Regions from separate parts of the Mus musculus genome. Here region 2 is linked to region 1. Evidence: chromatin contacts called from ENCODE Hi-C or POLR2A ChIA-PET data. All regions are on one chromosome and are shown on one strand. The core of a region is the stretch at or near the end of the contact, and the rest is flanking DNA. Distances in the headings are between cores, read along the strand shown.

The links. A loop is a pair of places that touch in the nucleus more often than their neighbours do. ChIA-PET counts read pairs that join two places held with the same protein, here RNA polymerase II (POLR2A).
Region 2: POLR2A ChIA-PET joins it to region 1 with 10 read pairs in embryonic stem cell. The contact joins the promoter of Nphs1os here to the promoter of Nfkbid in region 1. A Hi-C loop is called at or near these places in 11 of 37 maps with a recorded cell type or tissue (CH12.LX, Patski, adrenal gland and 3 more). POLR2A ChIA-PET finds 5 or more read pairs at or near these places in 2 of 5 experiments (both embryonic stem cell).

The regions. Positions count from the first base shown.
Region 1 is chr7:30,420,952-30,426,202 of GRCm38, forward strand. It overlaps Nfkbid (nuclear factor of kappa light polypeptide gene enhancer in B cells inhibitor, delta), which reads left to right and starts at 2,324. Exons shown (of 11, transcript NM_172142.4): 1 at 2,324-2,552; 2 at 2,684-2,744; 3 at 3,289-3,500; 4 at 4,271-4,458; 5 at 4,551-4,656; 6 at 4,758-4,904; 7 at 5,019-5,070; 8 at 5,165-5,251. The coding sequence starts at 3,495.
Region 2 is chr7:30,462,873-30,467,924 of GRCm38, forward strand. It overlaps Nphs1os (nephrosis 1 homolog, nephrin, opposite strand), which reads right to left and starts at 2,719. Exons shown (of 3, transcript NR_004443.2): 1 at 2,577-2,719; 2 at 356-770; 3 at 1-72. Nphs1 (nephrosis 1, nephrin) reads left to right here. Exons shown (of 30, transcript NM_019459.2): 8 at 1-114; 9 at 280-437; 10 at 640-784; 11 at 906-1,030; 12 at 2,594-2,780; 13 at 2,880-3,009; 14 at 3,137-3,309; 15 at 4,348-4,488; 16 at 4,569-4,709; 17 at 5,031-5,052.

The DNA of each region.
Region 1 (5,251 bases), core at 1,074-3,573:
TAATCCCAGCACTTTGGAGACAGAAGCTGGCATATTTCTGTGGATTCTAAGGCCAGCCTGGTCTACATGGTGAGTTTCAGGACAGCTAGAGCTACATAGTTTGACTCTGTCTCTGGGGGTAGGGTGGAGTTGGGGCTGAAAAACAAACAAAAGAGCCAATATTGGTAGTTGATATGGCTCCAATATCTATAACCCAACATTTGGGAAATGGAAGCAAGAGAATCAGGAGGGGTTCAAGGTTATCCTCAGTTACCTAGAGTGCTAGGCCAACCTGGGCTACATGAATCTGCCCTTCCCCTTACTCTCTCCTCTCTCTCTCTCTCTCAAATCAAAACTGAAACCAAACGGGGAGAAAAAAAGCATTATAAATGAAAGTTAACTCTAAAGAAGGGAACGGCCACGTGGAAAAGAGAGATGTAAGGCACCTATATGGCCCTTGCCTAGAGACTTCTCCAAGAGGCCATGGGGTCTACACTCACGGTCCTCTTCTCCTCGAGGACTAACAGTAATGCAGAGCCAAGTCAAGGCCTCCAGTATCCCCTTGGCCAGAGACTCAGAATTCCAGGTCCCCATGTGCCCCTCTAGGAAAAAGCAGGACCCTTAAGCACCTACTTCCAGGAAGACCAAGTAATGACACTCTTCAAGGTCAGCCCCTCCCATTCAGAGTCTAAGTTAGCTCTGCGGCTTCACCCGGGACTCCGGGGACTGTGGGCGGGGCTCCGCCTTGAACCGGGCGTGGCCAAAAGACGAATTTAAAAACTCGCGGGGGACCTGGCTTTAGATCGGGGACCCGGCGGCGGCTCCGCGGGGCAGGTAGCGAGGCTGGCGCAACGCCGAGGCCGCGGCCCTGGGGGCCCACAGTCTGCATCCAAGAATCCTCGAGGTAAGAGCTGGGGGTAAAGCGAGGAACGCGCCTTTCTGGATGCTTTGAAGGTTGGCTGGAGCGTAAAGCTGGGCCCTGAGAATTGATTCTGGACGTTGAAGAGGAGAGGCTGGGATCCTGGACTTCTGAGTCCTTGGGAGTGTTGGACATCCTTGGGAGTTGGGGTGCAAGGACTGAGAGGCCTGATACCGGGGGTTCTCTAAGAGGACGAAGTGACCCGGACTCCTTCACCCAAGGAGGGGCTGCATTGCATCCTTGAAATTGCGGTTATGGACGCAGGTTTGGGCCTCGAAGGTCGGGCGCTGGACCTCAGGAGTCCACTCTGGTAGAGAGCAGCCCCGCCCTGGGACTTCCCAGAGCACCACTGGTGCAGGGTGCCCGGGCCGAACAGGAATTCCCCGTGCGCGGGGATTCCACGGGCGCCGCGCTTCGCTGCGTGCCCCGCCTCCGAGCCAGACACCTGCGGCGCGCGCGTGCGGAGCGGAACTGGGAGGTGGAAGATTCCCTTGCGTTAGCGCCGTGACGTCAGCGCGCGGCGTCTCGTCTCGAGGGTTTCCGAGTCAGTCCTCGGCTGACTTTAACCCTTCTCGCGCTGGAGTCTGAGCTGGGAAGTCTGGGCTGGGGATTTGCTCTTCTTGGGTCGAGGGAACCGGATTTTCAGGTCTCAGAGGAGACTGAGGGTCTGTACTCTTGGGTTCTGGGTGAATGGATTGTGCCAATGGGATACAGGGGCATCTCCGGGATGGTTGGTCCCTGCTATTCCCAAGTTTGCCGAGGTGGGGGCGGGAGCTTTGCGACTCCAGATCCCTGGATCATTGAGGAACTACACCGCTACTGATTTGGTGGATCCTGGCAGAGAGGCTAGAGCAAGAGTGGTGATCCCAAGACTTGGAGAGGAGCAACTCACCCTTTCCTGTGCTGAGGACTCTGGGCTTACGTTCTACCATCCACCCAGCCTTGCGCCCAGCCCCACATGTCAGATTCTAGAACAGAGAAACATTTTGTTGTTGTTTTGAGACAGAGGTCTCAGGTAGTCCAGGTTGGCCTCTCACTTCGTTTATAGATGAGTCTGGCCTTAACACCTGACCCTCTGCCACCACCTCGCTGGGATTGCAGGGGTGTGCCTCTACTCCTAGTTAAAACAGAGATATTGGGAACCTGGAAATGCCTTTTCGGGAAGTTGAGATTAGCAAACCCCAGTCCTCCACTCCTAGTGTTAGGACCTGGTCGCCTAGGTTGGGATTTTTAACGGATGTGGTGGTGCTTCCGAGGAGCCCGGTGTCTCCGGAGAAGATAGATGCTTCAGAGAAGTGCTAGCCTCCCCACTTCCTCAGTTTCCACTACGGTGGTGGAAAGTTGGTGCGGAGGAAAAGCGTGGAGGAAAAGGAAGGAAATGGCGGAGGCGGGGCCCTGCACTCAACATCTTCTGTTGGCTTTGTAGTTCTCCAGCTCGCTCGAAGGAAAGGAGGGCGCCCACATGCACTCCCAGCCACCCACCGCTGCCACCGAGGCTGCATTCGGGTGACTTAAACATTCCTGATGACTTCCTTCTGTCTTCCCACACACAGTGAGTCGGCCTGAGCGTAGTCACTGCCCAACACAGACGGTAAAGAAGCTTCTGGAAGAACAGAGGCGCCGACAGCAGCAGCCAGAGGCTGCTGGGGTGCCGGTGAGTCTCTGGAAGTCGCCATGTGCGCTGGGGGAGATGGGAGTTGTAGTCCTGACTCTGAGGCTCTGCAGGTGGGGGACAGACCTGGAAGAATCTTCCAGATTCATAAATTCATTTCCTTTACATTGCAGGGACACTTCTCCCCTCCTCTGGTCCAGCCACTGACTCCATCTGTGAATGAGGCAGAGCCAGGTAAGAATAAAGTTAGCTCCTAGCCCAGCTTCTCTTAGACTCAGGCATCCCAGCTCTTAGACCTTTGGGGACCGAGGAGTCAGGCAGCTCTCATTATTCTTGAGCCATATGGGAAATTTTGATGACCAGCCTGCCATCGTTGCACATGTCTATATTCCCAGTACTCCGGAGTTGAGGGGGGGCGGATTGCCATTGGGTTTGAGGTCATGTGGTTTTTTTTTTTTACTAGCAAGTTCCAGGCCACCTAGAGCTATCTAAGACACCTTGTCTTATAACCAAAACCCCTGGAATTTGACGTTGGTTTTCAGTAGCCCAGTAGTCCATGAATAGTGTCCTTCAAGCATCCAGGGTTTAAGACTCCAGGACTTCAGATCCCAGTTGCTTGAGATCCAGTAGGCCTGGCATCGCAGCTTGCTGATGCCCCAGGACTGGAGGACCCAGCTCCTCAGTGTCTCAGGACCTCTGGAGACTCCAGGTTTACCTTCCCTGGCCATGTCTCCAGGCTGTAATAACAGGCTGGTTCTGACCACCCTCTCTGTTTCAGGCCATACTCATTTCCCTGCCTTCCAAGAGACTGTGGATTCCGGACCTGGCAACCTGGCTCCCCCTTCAGGCTTTGCAGACTGGGACCCTAGCATCCATGCTACCTATACAGAGGGCTCTTTCCCATTCTCTGCTTCTGAAGGCTTCCTGACTCCTGATTTCTACCCTCCGTCAGACCCAGGCCGGTCAGGCCCATTTCCCCTGGTGATGGAGGTAAACTATAGGGTGGGGACAGATGCTTAAGGGCCCCTAAAAACTTCTCAGTGGTGCTGAGCCTAGTGGCGCAGGCTTGTCATCCCAGCTACTCCGGAGGCAGAGGTAGAAGGATCAAGACCTACCTGGGCTACAGAATGAGTTCTAGATTGCCCTAGCCACAATAATAGGACCTTTTTTTTTTTTTTCCTAAATAAAGGGAAAAAATAAGTGGAAAACAGAAAGACTATTGGGAGTTTTGCTCTGTGGTCCAGCTCTTTCCTCACATGTGTGAGGCCATGGGGTTCAGTCTCCATGAGGTAGGGATGGAGAGTAGAGAATCTCAGTATTCTGAGATGTCAGGGACTGGTTTAAGATCCCATCCTGGGCCAAGTGCACTGGCTTATGCCTGTAATATCAGCACTGGGAGGCGGAGACAAGAGCATCATTATTTGAAGCCAGTTAGTTATGAGTTGAAACTAACCTAGGTAGTGTAGCAAAGCAGAAACTAAAACAAGCTGGGCATAGTAGTGCATGCCCAGCAGTCAGACTTCTGGGGCAGAAATGCTTCAAGTTCAGGCCTAGCCTGGACTTCACAGTGAGATCCTCTTTCAAAAGACAAAGAGAAAAAAAAAATCCTTTCCCCCTTGTGGCCAAAACTGAAGTCCTGGGGTTTAAAATCATTTGGCACACATGAGGTCCCGGTCTCACCCATTTGACCATGGGCTGTGTGTTCTGTGTGATGAGAATTCTCAGTTGACTGACTTGCCCCACCCACTTTATCCCCCCAGGACTCTCTGGATACCCGGCTGTATCCTGAGCCTTCCCTGTCACAGGTAGGGTCCTGGAGAGTCTCTAGTCTCCCCTCAGGATCCCCACAGTTGCCTTCACCCACCGGACCGTCCCTGGAGACAGCCCGAGCTCACATATTGGCTCTGGGGCCCCAACAACTGCTGGCCCAGGATGAGGAAGGAGACACGTGAGTATAGGGGGAAAGGGTGATGTGGACCCCTGGCTTGCCTGCAGGTGAGGGCTGTTCTCATTGCTGCTCCACCCCCCGCCCCTCCCCAGGCTCCTGCACCTGTTTGCTGCCCGGGGGCTGCGCTGGGCAGCATATGCTGCGGCCGAGGTGTTACAGATGTACCGACAGCTGGATATTCGTGAACATAAAGGCAAGGTAAGGGCCACGTGTCAGGACTTCTGCGGCCGGGGAAGAGGGCTCCTGATGTCAGAGGGGAGGGCTCTGGGAGTCCAGGCTGACTTTTTTGTGACTTACAGACGCCGCTCCTGGTGGCAGCTGCTGCCAACCAGCCACTGATTGTGGAAGACCTGCTGAGCCTGGGAGCAGAGCCTAACGCCACTGACCACCAGGGCCGTTCCGTCTTGCACGTGGCTGCCACCTATGGACTCCCGGGAGTCCTTTCGGTATGTCCAGCTGGCAGACCCAGGGTGTCTGGGATGGGCCGGTTATCCAGATCCTGGTTTCCAGGACCATGCTTAGGCAGATCCTTCCACACCCCCTCTTCCTTCTCCTCCCAGGCTGTGTTTAAGTCCGGCATTCAAGTGGATCTGGAAGCCAGAGACTTCGAAGGTGAGCTGGTCATGGCCAGGGCTGATGTGGCATGCAGGCTAGGTGGACAGGGTGGACGCTCAGGTGCAAGTCCCTCGCTATGTGCATTCCACAGGCCTTACCCCCCTGCACACAGCCGTCCTGGCCCTCAACGCTGCTATGCTCCCAGCTAGTGTGTGTCCAAGGATGCAGAATTCCCAAG
Region 2 (5,052 bases), core at 1,469-3,968, 42 kb after region 1:
GTGTGCTGGTGATGACCGTTCGACCTGAAGACCACGGAGCTCGGCTCAGCTGTCAGTCCTACAACAGTGTGTCTGCAGAGACCCAGGAGCGAAGCATCACTCTGCAGGTCACCTGTGAGTCCCACCCTCTTTCTCTCAGTCCATTCCCAGACGGCCTTATGTGCCTTCATATCCGGCCAATCTTATGTCAAAGACCTCATTGTCAGCCTACCCCCCCATCTGTCTGGGTTGAAGACCCTGGCCTGAATTCCCATCTCTCCTTGGTGTGTCTGTCATCAGTTCCCCCCAGTGCCGTTACCATCCTGGGATCTACATCACAGTCTGAGAACAAAAATGTGACCCTTTGCTGCCTTACCAAGTCCAGTCGCCCACGGGTCCTGCTGCGATGGTGGTTGGGTGGACGGCAGTTGCTGCCCACGGATGAGACAGTCATGGATGTGAGGATGTACATGATTGCAGTTTGACATCCCTTGAGGCTTTGGGCCCTGCGGAGCCCAGACTGAGGCTCCAGTTCCTGGGTCTTATAGAGGGGGGATGGGAAAGTTTCATGTGTCCTTGGTAGGGTCTGGTGGACCCAGGCCTCTGCTACCGTGAGTGGGGGCTTCTCGGGCCGTAAATCTGAAGCTCACTCCTTGCTAGGGCCTGCATGGTGGCCACATCTCCATGTCCAATCTGACACTCTTGGTGAAGAGAGAAGACAATGGCCTGTCCCTCACCTGCGAAGCCTTCAGTGATGCCTTCAGCAAGGAGACCTTCAAGAAGTCACTCACCTTGAATGTAAAATGTGAGCCTTAACCCAGAGCCCGAAGAGGCCTCAGGCTTCACAGAGCTCACCCTGAGGATCCAGCCCAGATGAAAACGTCTCTCTTCAGATGTAAATGTGTCTCTTCACCATCTCTCAATAGACCCGGCCCAGAAGCTGTGGATTGAGGGACCCCCAGAGGGGCAGAGCATCCGGACTGGAACTCGGGTGAGGCTGGTATGCTTGGCCATTGGAGGCAACCCAGAGCCCTCCCTCACCTGGCTTAAGGTAGGGGCCAAGCAAGAAAGGAAAGGCATGAGACCTTCCTCTCTCGCCCTTCCTGTCTTTTTTCTTTTCCCTTTTTTCTTCCTGTTTATCTGCTTGTGTGTGTGTGTGTGTGTGTGTGTGTGTGTGTGTGTGTGTGTGTGTGTGTGAGAGAGAGAGAGAGAGAGAGAGAGAGAGAGAGAGCTAAAACCACTCACACTCTACTGACTGAGCTGTCCTCTCATTCTCATTTGCTTTCCTAAGACACGATGTTATGTCATCTAGGCTGGCCTTGAATTCTGTTTGTTTTTGATCCAGGAAGGGTTTCAGGATGCAGTCCTGGCAGGCCTAGAACTCATTATGTAAACCAGGCTGGTCTCCAATTTAGAGAGATCACCCGACTCTGCCTGGATTAAAACCCTGCTCAGCCTTTTGATCCTCTTGTCCTCTCCACCCCCTCAGAACGTGGAAACACCCGTATCTCTTGGAAAACTCTAGAGATTATGGAAAGTCACAAATGCCATGAGAATTAATGGAACCCCCAGGAAAGTTCTGGAAAAATAATTCCAGGATTAAAAAAAAAAAGGAACTTTGGGTCAAAATAGAAAATTCTAGAGATAAAGTAACTATAATTCCATTCATAGTAAAGAAAATTCATTCACATTAAAGCTAATGTTAAGAAAAATAAAGAATGAAGGGCGGGAAGAGAAAGATATGGAGAGGGACAGAGACGGGGGACAGAGAGATGAAGGAGGCAGAAAAAGAGGCAGAGACAGAGGCAGGGATATCTAAGGGTTAATATTGGAATTAGGGAAAAGGTTCGAGAAGTTTGGAGGGAGAGTGGAAAGTTTTTGAAATTTTAAATTCTTATTTATTAATTTTAATATGCATGTATGTTTTGTCTGTGAACCACATTCATCCCTAATGCCTTGAGAAGGTCAGAAGAGTGTGTCAGGTTCCCTAGGACTAGAGCTACAGTAAGTTGTTAGCTTCCATGTGGGTGCTGGGAATTGAACCCTGATCCTCTGGAAGCACAGCCTTACCTGCGGAAGACGGGAATTTTTAAGAAACACACCTGTGGGGAGTCAGTCCTTTTGTAATCCTAGCACTTGGAAGCTGAAGGCAGGAAGGTCAGGAGTTCAAGGTTATCCTCGGTTAGGCTGCTTAGAGGACTCACTCTGTGGTCAACCCTGGCTACATGAGATCCCCTCTCAAGCAAAACAAGGCAAAAACAACAGAGGCAAAGAAAAGGGAAAGAGTATTGGGAATTCCGAGGGAGTTTCCTGTTCTGTAAATATCACAGTTCTGGGTTTGGGGGTGTGGTACCTGCAGCAAGCAAAGGGCTGGAGAGGTGGGGGTGGGGTGGGGGGCTGGAGGTAGGTGGTGTGTGTAGGTGTGGGGGTGGAGATAGGGGGCGCGGTGCACAATGGACAAAAGATCCCAAGACTACCAAGGCAGGCAGGAGAGGCTAGAACTAGGGATACCCAAATTCAGACCCTACTCCTGCTGCCGCTGTTGAGAAGGGCACCTTCATCACACAAAGGCCCTCTCTGGGCTAACGGCCACCCACCCTATTTGGATACTCAGGATTCGCGCCCGGTGAACGATCCTCGGCAGTCTCAGGAGCCCCGGCGTGTGCAGCTGGGCAGTGTGGAGAAGTCCGGCAGCACTTTCTCCCGCGAGCTGGTGCTGATCATAGGCCCGCCGGACAACCTAGCCAAGTTCTCCTGCAAGGCGGGTCAGCTCAGTGCGTCTACGCAGCTGGTGGTGCAGTGTGAGCGCACAGGCCCAGCGGGTGGCGAGTGTTGGAGAGGGGGCGGTGTAGACCCTTGTAGCTCAGGTTCCTCAGCCTTTGAATCTCTAATCCGTTAAGTCCCCCCAACAAACCTGACCATCCTGGCCAACTCGTCCGCACTGCGCCCAGGCGACGCCTTGAACTTGACCTGCGTCAGCATCAGCAGCAACCCTCCAGTTAACTTGTCTTTGGACAAGGAAGGAGAGAGGTGAGTTTATAGGAAACCCTATCCCGTCCATGTTCAGTTACCCCCGCCCCCGCCCCAGTCTGCTCCCTCGGTGCCCTAAGCTTCCGGGACCAGCTGGGTCCTCACCCATTTTCTCAAACTTGCACAGGCTGGACGACGTGGCTGCAAAACCCCAGAGCGCCCCATTCAAAGGCTCCGCTGCATCCAGGAGTGTTTTTCTTCGGGTGTCATCCCGAGACCACGGTCACCGGGTTACCTGCCGGGCCCACAGCGAGGCACTTCGTGAAACCGTGAGCTCTTTCTACCGCCTCAACGTGTTATGTAAGTGCGCAGGCCTAGCACAGCCCCTCTCGCACCATCCCCTGTAGACGGCAGCTACTGGAGTCTTCACCTTGACCTCTACCGAGTTTGTAACTTTCCTAGCCTTCATCCTGATCTCCGGCTGTCAGCAGTTCCAATCCACGCTCTCCACTCTCAGCTTGGCACTCGCTGCTATCTTTTTTTTCCTCCCCTCAAAACTGGATCTTAGCTTCTCAATTGTTAAATTTTAAAAGTTTTAAAATAGTCCTGACTGACCTGGAACTTGATATGAAGAGTAGGAAAGTCATGAGCTTGCAGCAATCCTCCTGTCTCTGAACTCTAAAGTTTACTGCCTCTGAAGTGCTGGGATTGCAAGCCTGTAAGGCCATATCTGGCTTTGCGTATTTTGTTCTGCTGTTTTTGTTTTTTCAGACAGTATCTGACTGAACAGCTCTGGCTGGCTTGGAACTTACAAATGATCCACTTGTCTCTGTCTCCCACGAGCTGGGATTAAAGGCATGCCTCACCACACCCCACTTGGATTTTTTTAAATTACATCTAATTATTGTGTGTGTTCCCTCATGTCTGGGCCATGGTGAGCAGGTGGTCAGAAAACAAAAGAAAAACATTTTGTTTGTTTTTTGTGGGGTTTAGGTTTCGGAGACAGGGTTTCTCTGTGAAGCCCTCACTGTCCAGGAACTAGCTCTGTAGACCAGGCTGTCCTCGAACTCACAAGAGATTCGCTTGCCTCTGCCTCCAAAGTACTGGGATTAAAGGCGTGCACTGTGGCCGCCGCCCAGTCTCACAGAACAATTTAAGGAAGCTGGATCTCACCCCTCCGCCTTGAGGGTTCCCGACACTGAACTCGGGTTTGGCAGTAATCTTACCAGTTGAACCATCCTACCAGGTTTTAGCTTCTATCCAGAGCCTTGTCCCAGATCTCAGTTCTAACAATTGTCCTGTCCACCACCCTAGTCCTGGCCTCGACCCTAACCTTAACCCCTGAACTTGTGCCTTAACTTTACCGACTCTTGACTTCCTGGGTCGCCCCCTCTGAAGACCCTCCAGAGTTCCTGGGAGAGCAAGTGCGGGCAGTGACCGTGGTGGAGCAGGGCCAGGCACTGCTGCCTGTGTCCGTGTCTGCTAACCCCGCCCCCGAGGCCTTCAACTGGACCTTCCGAGGCTACCGCCTCAGCCCAGGTAGGATGTGGGCCTGGAGGAGGGTTCAGATTCAGGAGGCTGGGCGGGACTTCCAGGCTCCTGACCCACTCCTTCCGCAGCTGGGGGTCCCCGGCACCGCATCCTGTCTGGAGGGGCACTGCAGCTGTGGAATGTAACCCGAGCTGACGATGGCTTTTATCAGCTACACTGCCAGAACTCGGAGGGCACCGCCGAGGCGCTGTTGAAGCTGGACGTGCATTGTGAGCCCCCTCAGAAACCCGGAAAACTAGGGTTTCCCAAGAGTTGCTCCTTACTGTGGACGACACGCCCATTCAAGTTCTCTTGACCCCACCCCAGCACAGTTCTGGTATACCCCCGCCCCCCAGCGCACATACCAGACTCTAATAATCACAGAGGCACAACGATGAAGACAGGCTTATTATCTTGAGAATTCTCTTCCATAAAGGGCAAGCTGTACCCACCTCCATACTATTCTGGACACCTGAAAGACACTCCTCCTCCCTGAGATCTGTCCCCCCTCACCCGCTAAGTTTCTTCATCAAGCACCTATCTCCCAATAGATGCTCCCACCATCCGTGCCCT